2 separate regions of the Homo sapiens genome follow, and region 2 is linked to region 1. Evidence: read pairs that join two places in POLR2A ChIA-PET (ENCODE). Cell type or tissue: PC-9. All regions are shown on one strand. Links, peaks and the distances in the headings refer to the core of each region. The heading gives the core; the rest is flanking DNA.

Region 1 (8,329 bases), core at 210-8,209:
TTCAAACAATTCTGCTGCCTCAGCCTCCCCAATAGCTGGAATTACAGGATGTGCCACCACGCCGGGCTAATTTTTGTATTTTTAATAGAGACAGGGTTTCGCCATGTTGGCCAGGCTGAATGTGTCTAAGTTTTTATCCTAGATTCCAACTTCCTGCGGATTCTCCTTCCTCCTGTTTTAAATACGGTTGCATTTAGTAATTTACTTTCCCTTTGTTTTTTTCCTTCATTCTTAGTGTGAATGCAAGACCCTTTGTTAGGCGTCTGAAAGGAAAATGTGAGGGGGTTGAAGCAATAGTACTGTGTTTACAACCTACCACAAAAAAAAAAAAGAAAAGAAAAAAAAAATAGCCTCATTGCCATGGCGATATTCCTTGAGCACAAATGAAAGGAAGAAGTTACTGATGAAGGAATAATCCTGTTTTTAAACACTTTGCTCAATTGGCACTTTTCATATGCACACCTGCACACACACACCTGTCCACTATCAAAACACCTCTTCCTGGAATTTAAGGGTATTCATTTGTTTATAATTCACTGATCTAAACTCATGTTGCAAATAAATTGCTTTAACAATATGTGTGTGTCTGTATGTGCAGGTAGGTGATAACTTTCACATTCAGCTTTAGCTCCCTAATGAATCACCTCTCTAAACTAGTCAAACCGGTCAAACTTCAGGAATTTTCCCAAACATTTCTCTATGAAATGTCTGGCTGGAGATTCTCCCAAACTATGTTCATCTTAGCTGCACAGTGTATCAACACTTCCAGAGACCCTTAACCTCACCCCTCCCTCTGGAAACTTCCTCACCATCAACTGCTACTACTGGCAGGTCTGGATTCATTCCTTCCCTCCTTCCAAATCCACAATTTAAAAGGCCAGCACAGTGGCTCACACCTGTAATCCCAGCACTTTGGGAGGCCGAAGCAGCAGATCACCTGAGGTCAGAAATTCGAGACCAGCCTGACCAACATGGAGAAAGCCGGTCTCTACTAAAAATACCAAAAAAAAAAAAAAAAAAAATTACCTGGGCATGGTGGCGCATGCCTGTAATCCCAGCTACTTGGGAGTCTGAGGCAGGAGAATCATTTGAACCCAGGAGGCGGAGGTTGCGGTGAGCCGAGATCGCGCCACTGCACTCCAGCCTGGGCAACAAGAGCGAAACTCCTTCTCAAAAATAAAATACTTCTCTGATTCTGCTGAGAAACATAAAAAGTGGGGAGTGGGGGGTGGGAGAGGGGGAGAAAAAACCTCTCTATTGGCATGAAGCAAAGGGCATCACTGTCTCAACTGCCTAGCAAGTAGATGTGGTGTTGGGACCCCAAATCTTGGGTGCTCTCTGGATAGCAGAAAAATCCAATATAAATGCTGTTTTTCTTCAATCAGTCACACTAGTCAGAGTCTACAGTGCTATAGTTGACCTAGCTTTTAAGTGAAGCCTCTGTGGACTAGACTGGAAACCCACACATACATATTCCTTGTCCATTTCCTGACAAGGAGAGGGTCACCTGAATTTTCTTTTTTTTTTCTTTTTTTTTTTTTTGAGACAGAGTCTTGCTCTGTCGCCCAGGCTGGAGTGCAATGGCACAGTCTTGGCTCACTGCAACCTCCACCTCCCAGGTTCAAGCGATTCTCCTGCCTCAGCCTCCTGAGTGGCTGGGATTACAGGTGCACACCACCACGCCTGGCTAATTTTTGTATTTTTAGTAGAGAGGGGGTTTCGTCATGTTGGCCAGTCTGGTCTCGAACTCCTGACCTCAAGTGATCCGCCCGTCTGGGCCGCCCAAAGTGCTGGAATTACAGGCATGAAGCACCACGCCGGCCTTTTCTTTCCTTTCAGACTGGATGCTTCCCAAGGCAGAAATCCAGTCACAAGTTTAATTGCTGTCTAAGGTGAATATATAAGAACCCCAGGAGATTTTTCAGAACTTTAATGTGATTAATTTCAGAATTAGGTTTTTATTGGATTCTGTGTTTGGAAGGATCAGAGCTCAGAGTCCCCAAAGTGAAAGCCAGGTTAGATGCTTTCAAAGGGACAAGAGAACTGAAGAGGGAGTGCCAAGAACATAATTGCTACAGCAGTGTGGGGTAAGACAGCCTTCTTCAGGCTGACGCTGCAGGGTCTTTTCCTTCCTTCTCCCTCTCCTTTTTATAGTTCCTCAAACAGTAGTTTTCTTAATTTTGTTCATTTTAAAAGATGGTATAGGCCGGGCGCGATGGCTCATGCATGTAATCCCAGCACTTTGGGAGGCCGAGATGGGTGGATCACCTGAGATCAGGAGTTCAAGACCAGCCCGGCAAACATGGCAAAACCCCTTCTCTCCTAAAAACACAAAAATTAGCCGGACGTGGTGGTGCACATCTGTAATCCCAGCTACTCAGGAGCTGAGGCAGGAGAATCACTTGAACCTGGGAGGTGGAGGTTGCAGTGAGCTGAGATCGCACCACTACACTCCAGTCTGGGTGACAGAGCAAGACTCTGTCTCAAAAAAATAATAAATTAAAAAAAAAAGCTGTTATAATTTTAAGTTTATCCAAATGAACTTAAATGAAAGCAAAAGAGTTAATTGATATGAAATCTAGAGGCAGGCATTCTTAACTGAATGAATGACAAATGCTTCAATGACAAAGAGAACCCTGGCCATTTCTAGCAGCATGGAAAGAAAAAATCTGGGAAGGGAAAATCCTGGATTTGCATCTGCGCTCTACTTCTTTGGTGAGGCTGTTTTTCTTTTCAACAAGGAAGTACTTGTACATTGACTAAATAACACAAGTTTCGACGTGTTCATCTCTAAAACATAATTAACAATAACTGAACTGCGTGTGGTGACTCAGGTCGGTAATCCCAGTGCTTTAGGAAGCCAAGGCAGGCACTTGAACTCAGAAGTCCAAGATCAGCCTGGGCAACATAGTGGGACACCATCTCTACTAAAAACTTTACAAGTTAGCTGGGCGTGGTGGCAGGTGCCTGTAGTCCCAGCTACTTGGGAGGCTGAGGCAGGAGGATCGCTTGAGCACAAGAGGTCAAGGCTGCAGTGAGCTATGATCACGCCACTGCATTCCAGCCTGGGAGACAGAGATCCTGTCTCGAATAAAAAAATTTTTTTTCCCTACATGATCAAAGAGAATATGATCTTCTCCCTCCTTTTATTGGGGATCCCATACTCTCGGATATGACTCGTAGTCATTCTTATTTAGGTGTTTAAAAGTTGGGGACCATTATTAGGACTACAGCTGCTTTCAGCTTAATGTAAAAACTGTCCTAAGATCTGCGGGCACAGGCCATTCAGTCAAACCTTTTCATTTTCAAAGACAGCACCAAGGATCAAAGAAGTTCAGTGGCTTGATCTGGTTACCCAGATGACAGGTTACAGAACCGGTGATTGGACCCACGGGTTCTGACACTCATTTTGTACTCCTTCCCACATTGGCTCATCAACCTAACTGGGTTTTGTTTGCTTTTAATTTTGTGGTTAGACCTAATTGTTTTATTCTCTAAAGAGGAAAACAAATGAATACAGTGTTGGCCTCTGCGAGCATTAAGGGCACCACGGGTATGTGATCAGCCAGGGACTCCCGTCCTGGCTGCTGCTCTGCTCTTCGGACTCAAGACCATGGCCCCTACAAGCTCTTGCCTTCCCCACCTTCCAGCTCTCCCAGCCCTGCCTCTCCTTTCCGATAGAACAGATTGCTCAAGCAGAAAGAGGGGAAAGGAGGGGGGAGCCCCGTTACTAGGGCAAGGTTGGCATATAGTTCACAGAATCTTCCGGACGTTAAATATAGAGTCCTGACTAACCTTGATGTTTTAGGGCCGGCTGGCGAGAGGAGGGAGAGACTCGGGTGGCGCAGTTTGTTGGGGAGTGTCCCTAAGAATGACACAGCAGTTCTCGCCTTGAAGGTCAGAAAACTCTAGAAACTTCGGGCAGAGCCAGCGACGGGGGAAAAAGCCTCAGCCAAAGGGGAGGAAAGGTGGGGAGTGCGGGGGGGGGGCGGGGGGAGAAAAGGCGGGGCCGCTGGGGCCTGAGGGCGGGGCTGGCTTCGGGGCTGCCTATCCGACTCCTGCGTTTTCTGATGTTTTTTTTTTTCCAAAAAGGGATTAAAGGAGGAAAGAAAGGACCTTTCGAGTTTCTCTCATACTAGGTGATTTACAAGACGAAAATATTGGAGAATTTTGTAACTTTCATACAACTAAATCAGATGCATTGGGTGGCCAGAGGCGAGAAGAGAAGGTCCCCACCGCCCACGGCCAGCGCGCACCCGTCTGCGCGGGGACGCGCGACTGATGGGAGAGTAGGGGATGGAGTCGGTTGGCTTTTGCCTACAGCCAGCTCAGCGCCCCGTTCTAGTCCCTCGCCCCGTGAGGCATCAGGAGAGTAAGAAAATTAGACCCTCAGGAGTGATTCTCGGTTGCTGGGCTCCTCCGTAGTCCCAGCCTGTGAACCTGCTCCAGCCCTCCTCTGGTGCCCTCCCTTCTAATTTTTTTTTTTTTCACTTTTTTTTGAGGCAGGGTCTCGCTTTGTCGCCCAGACTGGAGTGCAGTGGCGCAATCACGGCTCACTGCAGCCTCAAGCGATCCTCCCGCCCCAGCCTCCCGGGTAGCTGGGACTCCAGGCCCGCGCCACCACGCCCTGCTCCTCTCTCCTCCAATTCTTGATCGGGCTGGACGTGGGCCAGCGGGGTGGGGCGGGTTTAACTCCGTGTCTGGAATGCTCCGCTGCCCTACCCCTCAAACATCCCTTTAAATGGTGGTGCTAGGAAAGGACGAGGGCCCGGTGGGTTTACTCCCTCTGGCTGAACTACACCTGATAGATACCTCAGGGGCGTTTCCCAAGGGGATGGATTTAGATCAGTTAGCAGGAGGAATGGTGGCTGTCACAATTTTTTATATTCACGTAAGGATCGCTCCCTCAGAAATCGCCAATATTGGCTCCCCCAAGAAATAACCTCATTTCCTTTTTTAGCCTAAAGCCGTATTATTTCTGCCCACTTCTCTCACATCTATAAAATACTGTAGTTAATTTTTTGTTTTGGTACCTTTTTTGTCTTTTTGAGGATGACAAGAACTCTTGAAGACCAGGAATAACAGTAAGTGTATATGTTATAAAATAAAATCCTGGGTTCAAAGCCATATAAAATCAAATTTATTATCATAGCCTGCTGCCTTCTGAGGCCTGGTATAGGAAGGTAGGAGGTGATTGGAATTGAGAAGATATTTATATTTGTTTTTCCACACCTGCAGTTATTTTTCCTGTTGCACTTTCCTCCCTCAAAGTTCCTCTGCTCCTCAAAACATCACTCCGTTTATGGGTGGCACTGCATTCTCTTTGCTAATTCCACAGCTCCCTCAACGTCTTTTCTTGAGGTTACAAAGTGAATATTTCAAGGTACAGTACTCTGTGCTAGGGTATGCAGGCAAACAATTTTTTTTTTTTTTTTTTTTTTGGAGACGGAGTCTTGCTCTGTCGCCCAGGCTGCAGTGCAGTGGCACGATCTCGGCTCACTGCAACCTCCACCTCCCGGGTTCAAGTGAGTCTCCTGCCTCAGCCTCCTGAGTAGCTGGGATTACAGGCGCCCACCACCACGCCTAGCTAATTTTTGTATTTTTAGTAGAGGTGGGGTTTCACCATCTTGGCCAGGCTTGTCTTGAACTCCTGACCTAGTGAGCCACCCGCCTCGGCCTCCCAGAGTGCTGGGATTACAGGCATGAGCCACCACGCCCGGCCGACAAGTAATAATTTTTACATATTTCTTGTTAAAACACCTACTAATAAGCTTGATAGGGCCATAGGAACTCTCTTATTGCCTCCATTCAATGTTATGTCTGATGACTTCTCTACTGTGTCAACAAAGGCATTTGGTAGGTCCTTCCCCATCTCCACCCTTTTCCAATTACCTTTTTCCCCACTCCATGCCACAGTAGTGGTAGTTGCTCCTGGTTTAGAGTCACTACAGGGTCTGCAGATCAGAGTCACAAATGCTACTGCAGCTCTGAAGGGGAGAGGAGGTCCTATAGCAAAGGCATATTCCCATGAAGATTGATTTACATTGTGGCCAGAGTCCACAGTACTACAGTTTAACTACCATAAGAGATAAATGTTCCTCTGTAGACTGGCCTGGAAACCTAAGCATTTCATATTTATTTTCTATTTTCAAACTTCCAAAGCAAGGTCTACCTTTATGTATCATTTCCCATAACACTGGATTTTCTTCATTAACAAGTATTTAGTGAATGGTTTGATGGGCTTTGAGGTACACATAAGCTCATAAAGTGCTTTAATGTAATATTGATACAATTGATTTTTTTTTCTTTTTTTTTTTTTTAGAGACAGGGTCTCACTCTGTTGCTCAGGCTGGAGTGCAGTGGTACAGTCATGGCTCACTGCAGCCTTGACCTTTACAATGTTATGCAACCGTCAACTCTGGTTCCAAAACATTTTCATCGCCCTTAGATACTATTTATTTATTTATTCACTGAGACAGAATTTCACTCATTGTTCAGGCTGGAGTGCAATGGCACGATCTTGGCTCACTGCAACATCCACCTCCTGGGTTCAACCGATTCTTCTGCCTCAGCCTCCCAAGTTGCTGGGATTATAGGTGCCCGCCACCACGCCCAGCTAATTTTTTGTATTTTTAGTAGAGATGGGGTTTCACCCTGTTGGCCAGGCTGGTCTTGAACTCCTGACCTCAGGTGATCCACCCACCTCGGCCTCCCAAAGTGCTGGGATTACAGGCATGAGCCACTGCGCCTGGCCGACACAATTTTTATTTTTTGAGATGGAGTCTCGCTCTGTCACCTAGGCTGGAGTGCAGTGGCGCAATCTCGGCTCACTGAAACCTCTGCCTTTGAGTTCAAACGATTCGCCTGCCTCAGCCTCCCGAATAGCTGGGATTACAGGCGCACACCATCGCGCCTGGCTGATTTTTGTACTTTTAGTGCAGGAGGTGGGTGGTGGGGGGGGTCCTCACCATGTTGGCCAGGCTGGTCTCGAACTCCTGACCTCAGGTGATCCGCCTGCCTCAGCCTCCCAAAGTGCTGGGATTACAGGCATGAGCCAGCACGCCCGGCCAGATACAATTCATTTTTAAAAGGGCTCACTCCGGGAGCTTTAAGGATTGTAGTGGGCGTTTTCCAAGGAGGAGGGAATTACTTCTAGGATGCTAGCGGCTGGGGCATGAAGCATCTCCAAGGGAAAGTGCATGGGAGTGAAGTCTGTAGGTCTTCCTGGCCCGGGTGCTCACTGGCGTACTTAAATTGTAGGTGATAACTGCTAAGAATGTGACATTTCTATTTCAGTATGCTTTCAGTCATGAGAGAGGCATCGAGCCAAACCCTTCCATTTTAAAAGATGACAACTAAAGCACATGTGTATAACTCAGCAAGCCAGTGAATGTACCCGTTTTTTCACTTTGAAATTTAGGACACTCCTTCCATTCCATGTTGAATCTAGATTAAGTATCAAGTCCATGAGCATATCAGGTGTACCTACAGGAGGTAGGAGCGCTGGCCTCCCATCTAACTGCATTCTTTTTGACCACTTTTGCAGAAACATCCCCGCCCCCCTCCCACCTCTTTTGAGACCAATCTTACACAAACATCACTTTAAGGCTACCCTCCCAGGTGTTAAACTTTTTCTGTACCCTCAGGCTAAACCCAATCAGCATCAACAAACTTTACTTTTTTGTGTGTGTGTGTGAGACGGAGTCTTGCTGTGATGCCCAGGCTAGAGTGCAATGGCGTGATCTCGGCTCACTGCTACCACTGCTTCCTGGGTTCACACGATTCTCCTGCCTCAGCCTCCCTGGGACTACAGGCACGCACCACCACGCCCAGCTAATTTTTGTGTTTTTAGTAGAGACAGGGTTTCACCACATTGGCCAGGTTGGTCTGGAACTCCTGACCTCAAGTGATCCGCCCACCTCAGCCTCCCAAAGTGCTGGGATTACAGGCTTGAGCCACCACTCCTGGCCAGAATCAAGAAGCTTTACTGGAGGATACCATTTGTCTAACACAAATGGATCACATTACAATAGTCACACCTCTGCAAAATCTGCCCTTACTGGAAGCAAAAATGCCATTCCATTTTAGACGCTATGGGAAAAACAACCTATGCAGACCCTACTGACCCCCAAATAAAGGAATAAAAGGCATCACTTGAATTTTAAAGTTTATTTACTTTGAAGTAACCAACTTAAAAAATGGCCTGAGTTAAGTGTATTAAAAAGAAGAAATAGTCGTAAGATGGCAGTATAAATTCATCTCTGCATGTAGAAACCGGAAAAAAAGCAAGTTCAGTACTTCACCAAAAAATTTCAACATTGCAAACACA
Region 2 (8,329 bases), core at 49-8,048, 520 kb after region 1:
TATCAGTTGGTCTCGGGTTCTAGAGAAGCCATCAGAGTCAGTGGAGGATGAGCTTCATAAAGTGGGAGATCTCCAGGATCCTTCCTGGACTCCAAGATACCCAGAGAAGCCGGATCCTGTGTCCCGGAACCCCCTTCCTGTTCCTTTGTGGGCCCTGACCTTAGGGAGAACTGGGCTGGTGAGAAGATCAGGATGAACTGGGCTGGGGAGGCAAGAGGGAAAGGGCGGCTTGGAGGGCTTAGTAGCTCCTCTCGCGGCGCCTCCGTCCCGGGCTGGGATCTGCAGACTCCTCAGGTCACTTCTCCCAGAGCCGCCGCCCCAAGCCACCCTCCCCTGGTTCCCGTCCCTCTGTCCCCTCCCCAGCTCCCCCCACACAGTAAGAAGCTCCCAAGTGAGCGGCTCCGGTGCCGGGCGGGACGTGGGAGGGAGGCTGTGTCCCCGCGGGGAGGCAGGGCGACGGCGTCCAGGAGAGAGGCGAGCGGGGCGGCGTCCCAGGCACCCTGCGCCTCTCCCGCCCGCAATGTGCGGGTTCCCGGAGCCCAGGCCCGCACCCCGGGTACTTGAAGGCCGCCGGGCTCCGCCTTCACCACGTGGGCCCTGAGTTCCTCCGCGGCGCCTTCGTGGGCGACACGCGATTCCTGAGCTTCCACAGCCGCGGCGAGAATCAGAGCGTGAAGCGCGGGTGGAGAAGATGGCACAGGGCTGTGGGCGCCCTGAGGAAAGTTCTCGAAGACCGCAGGGAATGTGTTACTGAGGGGCCTGAGGTTCCTGGGCCCGCACCACCACCAGGGTCAGCCGGTGAGTGACCTCAGACTCCGGGCACAGGTGTGCCCCGCCCCGACCCCAGAGTGACCAGCCCGGTTCTCCCAGGGATGGGGGGGCGGGGCCTCAGCTGATCCCTCTCAGGTGGGGAAGCGCTGGGGCCATTTTGCTCCAGGTTTCTCCTTCAATCTGGATCATGACTGACTTGTTCTGTGACCAATGACAGAGGGAGGAAGGAGCTGGGGTGGGCGGGGCGACCTCCCTCCCCTCCCTGGCCCCGCCTCCGGCTCACCCTGGGGCAGGTCCAGGGCACCGCACCTGCAGATGCTGCTGTCTGGCTGGGTGGTGGCTCCGGACAGGAGCTTCCTCGAAGGACACTTTAAGTCCGCCTACGACAAGGAGATTTCATGTCCCTGAACGAGGACCTGCAGACCTGGACAGCGGCTCAAAGAGCGGCTTGGAGGATCCATCACACCTGGGAGAGGTTCTGGACCGCGGAGGCCACAAGGGAAGCCCCGATGGGTCACTGCACTAGGTGGCTGCTCAGACACCTGGAGCATGGCAAGGAGATGATGCTGCCGGCAGGTACTGGGGTCCTCCAGGCCCCACGTCAGGACCTCTTGGAGCTGGAATTATGTTCCTTGGAGGCATCCATATTTGAGGAAAGAGGAGACCGAACAGTCTCCGTCTCCTCCTCCTCCTCCTTCTCCTCCTCCGTCGCCGCCTCCTCCTCCTCCTCCCTACTGCGGGGTTGGGGATTCTGGCCCAGGCTCCTGAGGCTCTCCCATGGGTGGGTGGGGAGGGAGGACAGAGAAGAAGGAGTGCAGGGAGGTAAATAGGAAAGGACAGTAGTTACCCTTGTCAACAGTGATGTACTTGGGTCTAGCTTCACCGGGAATCTTTTTCTTTCCTGGCCCTCTGTGCCCAACAATTACATATAATCTTTAACCCAACCAGAAGATAAAACACCAGGAAACGGAATCGGCAGAGACACAGTAGATGAAAGTACCACGAAGGACTGCTAGGTTCTAATAGAAAGTAGCAGATGTGAGTATCAAAAGTTATAAACCTTTTTGCAAATCAGAAAAGAAACAGACTTTTTTTTTTTTTTTTTTTTTTTTTTTTTTTTTTTGAGACGGAGTCTCTCTCTGTCACCCAGGCTGGAGTGCAGTGGCGCGATCTCAGCTCACTGCAAGCTCCGCCTCCCAGGTTCACGCCATTCTCCTGCCTCAGCCTCCCGAGTAGCTGGGACTACAGGCGCCCGCCACTACGCCCGGCTAATTTTTTGTATTTTTAGTAGAGACGGGGTTTCACTGTGTTAGCCAGGATGGTCTCGATCTCCTGACCTCATGATCCGCCCGCCTCGGCCTCCCAGAGTGCTGGGATTACAGGCGTGAGCCACCGCGCCTGGCCGAAAAAGACATTTTAAGACTGAAAAGTGGTATCACCAATGTTAGAACCAAAAAACTGGACCTGAGGGTGCATCACCCGAGGGGGTTAAGTTAAACTCTGTCCCTGTTCCTTCTAGAGCCCCGTGGAGATTCCTGCTGTGCAGCAAAGCCTGGGAGGGGCCCTTGGCTGTGGAAGGCAGGCTGAGACGTCATAGGTGAGATAGGAGGAAGGGGACCTGCTGGACTCCCGGAGGCCTGGTACCCAGGGAAGGCCAGTTCCTAGGGCTGCCTCTGGACTTCAGAACCTTGATGTTAAGTCAGATTTTCCCGCTCCTCCATGAGCTTCCAGGAGCAGGGCCACATGGGGCTCAGAAAGTCCCACAGTGCCTAGGAAGTGGGTCTGTCTCTTGTGGGACAAAAATTCTCAGGTCTTTCTCTTTCAGATTCTTAAATTTCTTAAAAGAGATTGAACTGGAATTACCCAGGCCCCAAACTGAATCAAGGAATTGGGACTGTGTAATGTGTGTGTGTCTGTCTGTGCACATGTGGATGTATAAACAGGTATGGGCATCTATGTGTATGTGCGTGTTTATAAGTGCGTATATGTATGTATCTGTACATATTTATGTATATAAGCAGGTATGGGTATGTATGTGTGTATGTGTGTGTGTTACTCTGTGACTTCCTCATACTTGGCACCACCCTGGCCTTTTCCTGGTTGCCCCCCACACCATAGGTTGTAGGGGACAGAACAGCGCTCCACCTGCAGGCATAGAACGGGGGTCAGGATAAGTGTTGGGGAGAGCTGGTTTCATCACACCTGGAATAAGGAAACAGGACCTAAATGGATGGGTCCCACTCTTTTACAGAATTGTACCTTAAAAAAAGTGTCAGTCACGTTCCTAAGGGATTTACATGAATTAAATCATTTAAACCTCACAAGAGCCCTATGACCTAGAGACAGCTATCAGCCCCATTTTACAGACAAGGAAACTGAGGTCACTAGGAAGTTTAGTAACTGTCAATGGGCTGACTCATGACTCTAAGGAGACAGTCTGACTGCTGAGCCCAAGTAACTGCTCTGTCATACTCACCCTCACACCCACCTACTACTGGCTCCCTGTGGGTCACCTCCTCCTGTGGGCTCTGACCAGCTTCCCTTTCTTCTCCAGGCACAGAGACTGGACTGAAGTCTATTGCATTTGCCACAGTCCCGACTGGGGAGTCATGGGGTTGAAGTGACCCATAGGCTGATGGAGTGTGCTTGCTGGATGCGGGGGAAAGGGAGATTTATATCTGCCCTGGAGGGAGTCAATGGTGTTTGCATCATGGCATATGAGGTGCACTATCTAGAATGCTGAAGGGTAAAGACCAGCAGGGGCCATGCAGAGTCTATTCATCACGGTTTTATTTCACAGCCTGCATGGGCCTGAGAGTGGTGGGGTGTTCACTCATCTCCATCCAATCCCTACTGGTTCCTGACCTCTCTTCTTCCAACTGGTAATACCTGCACTCAAGGTTGAACCATGAGGAGGAGTCTACCCACACCCCACACTTCCTCCTCTCTGCCTGCCACTCCCTAGTGGGGCCTCCTGGATGGTGTGAGAGGAGAGTGACGGAGATAGTAAGAGAACTTGACATTCACACTGGTAAAGAGAAAGTGGGATGTCAACCTATGAGAAAGATAAGGGCTGCCACAGGGAAGGGGATGAGATAAGTTCTAACTGGCCCCAAGGGTCGCTTAACTCAGTGAAAGCTGTGGGAGGTGTTTTCAGCTATCCATTGCTATGTAAGAAATTGCCACAAACTTAGCAGCTTACAACAACACACATGTATTATCCCACATTTCTATGGGTCAGGAATCCAGACACAGCTATGCAGCTTTCTCACATGATTTTCATCAGAGTGCCATGGCTGGGTCTTATCTGGAGGCTGAACTGGGGAAGGATCCACTTCCAAGCTCAAGCAATTGTTGGCAGGATTCATTCCTCCATGCCTGTTAGACTGACAGCCTCAGTTCCTTACTGGCTGGTGGCCAGAGGCTGACTTCAGTTCCTTGCCACATGGGCCTTTCTGCTTCATCAAAACTTGCAAACAAAGAAGGTAGAAGACAGAGTCATCTAGTAATACAGAAGTGCGGCTGTAATATGACCTCATCACGGAAGTGACATCATTTTTGTCACTTTCTATTGGTTAGAAGCAAGTTTAGGCCCCATCGGTTCTCAGCTGGATGAGATGCCAAGAGACAGGATCACCGGGCATCATCTTAGGGTCTCTATACACAGGCTGGACCATGACTGAACAAGATCATTACAAACCCGGGTCCTGGACTGGGCCAGATGATCTGCAGAGCTGAGCTGTGTTTATGAAATCGAATCCCTGGAAACAAAAATCAAGAGACGCCCACTGGAAAGGCTGGTCTTGCATTCTGTGTGAAAGCTAAGATGGCGTTCTCTCCAAATGTTTTTCTCTATTACTTTTCAAACCTCCTGCATCTGTAAAGAAGCAGCACCACTAAACCTATCTGGTTTTTTTTTCATTCGAGTGTCATACTGTTAGGCAAATCTTCTGCTTTCACTATTTCTTCAAGCTTGTTTTCATGCAGAATCCCACGAACTTCTGGTAATTACACTTTATTGATTTCTTTTCCTTCACTCAGTTTATTTTTTAGTGATTTTATTTCTCTTGTATGGATAAATTAGTCCATTTAATTAGGGAATTTGTGTCTTCTAAAGAAATATTTCTACTATTTTTTGGACCATATGGGCTAAGATCCTCTTGCCAAGCCTCAGCTCACTTCCCACATGGACACGACAAAATTACTGGGGGTCCTGGAAAGTCGGGGATTGGCATAGTTCTTAAGCAGGATCAGACATGTAAGTCACAAAGATATGAGGCAGATACCTTTGATTTCCTTATGACCCTGATGACAGCATACCTGGCACTCAATACCTGTCTGTAGAGGTGAACTCAACTAAACTCCTCCCTGATCACTCAATACCATGTGAGCCCAAGGACCTCTTATGTCATGGGCCAAATTCCCTTGTTTTATGTCATTTTTCCAGATGGAGTGCTGTTCACATGGGGACCTTTCTCCTTTTCCACCTCATTTTCCATGTGTGAAACACTGGGTCTTGATTACTCAGATCTCTCAGGGTCCTTTCTACCTTTTCCTCCATCCTAACATTCTCCCTACAGTTCCTGCCAGGGTTTCCCCGAACCTCTTCTTCTCCATGTATTCAGTCTAGCATCTCTCAGTTCATTCTTCACACTTCACCAAAGTGATATTCTGGAATGCAGATCTGATCAAGGTTCTTCCTGACTTCAGTGCTGCCAGTGCTGCACATTGTCCTCGGATAAAAGCCAAAGGTTCTCCCCAACCCCACAAGCCTTAGTCATTGAATCTGCTCACTGCTCCAAGCTTGCTTTTTGCCCCTGTGCTCCTCTTTCTCTAATCTCTACCCTGAACTGCTGACAGTTCCCCCAGACTCCCTGTGTGTTCTTTCTTCTGAGCCTTTGTTTGTGATACTGATTCCCTAAAAGATTTCTCCTGCCATTCACCTGGATTAACTGTGTTCCTCATCCAGTTCTCTGTTTAGACATTGCATCCTCTTGGAAGCAGTTTTCCCGCACTAATTATAGTAGCCTGCATTTAGCTGTTTTTTTAGTCCCCTTGTGGAATCTTTGATGTTTCACTCATTGAGGCCTAGGAGACCCTGACACATAGTAACTGCCTAATAAATGTTTGCTAAATAAATGTGGGGTTCACCATGAGATACCACGTTATACATGCAAGAATGGCATTAATTTGGCTGGGCGCGGTGGCTCAAGTCTGTAATCCCAGCACTTTGGGAGGCCAAAGCAGGCAGATCACGAGATCAGGAGATCGAAACCATCCTGGCTAACACGGTGAAACCCTGTCTCTACCAGAAATACAAAAAATTATCTGGGCGTGGTGGCATGCACCTGTAGTCCCAGCTACTCGGGAGGCTGAGGCAGGAGAATTGCTGGAACCTGGGAGGTGGAGGTTGCAGGGAACCAAGATCATACCACTGCACTCCAGCCTGGGAGACAGAGTGAGATTCTGTCTCAAAAAAAAAAAAATGGCATTAATTAAAAAGTCAAAAAACAATAGATGTTGGCATGGATGGATTACACTGCTGGTTGTGAGAATGTAAATTAGTACAACTACTATGGAAAACAGTATGGAGATTCCTTAAAGAACTAAAACTAGATCTATCATTTGATCCAGCAATCCCACTACTGGGTATCTACCCAAAGGAAAATAAGTCATTATATGAAAAAGACACATGCACACGCATGTTTATAGCAACACAATTCATAATTGCAGGGATGTGGAACCAGCCTAAGTGCTCATTGACCAACCAGTGGCTAAAGAAAGTGTGGTGTATGTACACCATGGATTACTACTCAGCCATAAAAAGGAATGAAATAATGCCTTATGTAGCAACTTGGATGGAGCTGGAGGCCATTATCCTAAGTGGAGTAACTCAGGAATGGAAAAACCAAATACTGAATGTTCTCACTTATAAATGAGAGCTAAGCTATGAGGACACAAAAACATACAAAATGACATAATGGACTCTAGGGGCTTGTTGGTGGAGGTTGGGAATAGGGTGAGGGATAAAAGGCAACACTGGGTACAGAGTACACTGCTCGGGTGATGGTGCACCAAAATCTCAGAATTCACTACTAAAGAACTCACACACATAACCAAAAACTACCTGTCCCCCAAAAACTATTGAAATAAAAAAATTTTTTAGATAAATGTGGGGTTGATTTGTAATTTAAAATTTATTTTGAATAGCTAATACAAGAACAATATTTAAAAGATTATAATAATAAAAATGTGTATAGTGTGCAAAGCAAATTTCGTTCTCCACCCCATCCACAATTCTTCCAAATTCCTTGCCTGGATGCAACCACTGTTACCAGTTTCAGCAAGAAATTAAGACAGAAATTAAAGTTCTGCTCCTCATAATAATCACGATCAATTATCCCTGCTTATACAGTAACCCCTCCTTTTCCCAACAGCCTCCTAGCATGAGGAACCCAAATTGAACAGGTAACAAACATACCCCTAAACGTAATGTAACTTGTACTCTGTTCCATGGTAGGAACTTCCTTCTCTGGGATCCCAAACTCCTAGACCAGCTGAGTACGTTGAGGGGATGGGAAGCACCAACACCCCACGCGGGTTACCGGAAGTGCTGGTGAGTATAGTCATTCCTTCTTCCAGCACTGGTGGTTAGAGACTTACTTACTCTACCTGTTGGAGACTTGGCACTATGTAACAGCTGCTGCCATAGCCTAAGTGTATGCTTCATCCTGAAGGACATTACCCATCCTGATAGGATGTGATCTTCAAGATAAAACCCAGCTGCACCCTCAAGAGACCATTCCACTGCTCTATCAGCTGGCAGCGTGTGTGATGCAGTATGGGGTAGAACCAGGAGATCTCATGGTCGTGTGCCCACTACCAGACAGCGTTCGCTATAAAGTAGGTCCCTTAGTCTGGGGCAATGTTATGTGGTTCCCCTATTAGAAGATCATACATATGTGAGCCCTTAGATAACGTTTCTGAGTGTGGCACTATGGGAAGAAAGAACAAACTCATACCGCTAATACAAGGCAAGCTAAATCTGACAGAACCCCTGCCTTTTTCATTGTGAAAAAGTAAGAGTAGAATCAATTTGCCATCAAATTGCTCATTGGCCTCCATAAGCAAAGGTAATCTGTTGGAGTTTATTTATCGTTGGAAGGTAGGTTGTGACAATAACCACGTCAGCCATGCTGAAGGGAGCCCAAGCCTTGGGACCCACCCACAGTGCATCTCTTCCACCATAGATACTGCTTTCAAGAGCCTGTTTCATGAGCACTGGGATGGTTAAGGACAGAGGCTGGCTGATGTGTACCAAATGATTCATCCTGTACACCTGGTTGTTTAGACTACTTGTATAGAGGGTAATTTTTGCTGAGTATTAACATCTGATACAAAAGATCCAAGCACTTTGTATCTACTGTATGCCTCTTTCCAGATATTCCTGTTCCTGATCTTCCTATCTTGCTCCTTCCAGGCCCCGGACCCGCTATTTAAGCCATTTGCCGTTGCCTATGAGTCTGTGCATGTTCTCACCTCAGGCCACTTCTGTCTA

What was found. ChIA-PET counts read pairs that join two places held together with the same protein. Peaks named below come from ENCODE experiments on the same cell type or tissue, not always from the same donor. Only the 100,000 strongest peaks of a DNase experiment are listed, where the experiment ranks them.
Region 2: POLR2A ChIA-PET joins it to region 1 with 12 read pairs; 2 of 35 experiments call an interaction of 5 or more read pairs at or near these places.

What each region holds. Positions count from the first base shown.
Region 1 is chr6:31,817,768-31,826,096 of GRCh38, reverse strand. HSPA1A (heat shock protein family A (Hsp70) member 1A) reads right to left here. Exons shown (of 1, transcript NM_005345.6): 1 at 8,155-8,329. Among named protein-coding and RNA genes, the nearest start is that of HSPA1B, 5.8 kb to the left of the region's middle. RefSeq lists an enhancer at 3,127-4,326. In PC-9, for the core only: no CTCF peak of the experiment used is centred there; DNase peaks (open chromatin) are centred at 656, 3,846, 4,656, 8,016 and 2 weaker places; H3K4me3 peaks cover 6,617 bases; H3K27ac peaks cover 8,000 bases.
Region 2 is chr6:31,300,817-31,309,145 of GRCh38, reverse strand. It overlaps LINC02571 (long intergenic non-protein coding RNA 2571), which reads left to right and starts at 7,509. Exons shown (of 4, transcript NR_149115.1): 1 at 7,509-7,674. It overlaps LOC112267902 (a long non-coding RNA gene), which reads left to right and starts at 552. Exons shown (of 5, transcript XR_926691.3): 1 at 552-1,347; 2 at 1,720-1,809; 3 at 2,291-2,368; 4 at 7,292-7,387. In PC-9, for the core only: no CTCF peak of the experiment used is centred there; no DNase peak of the experiment used is centred there; H3K27me3 peaks cover 2,727 bases.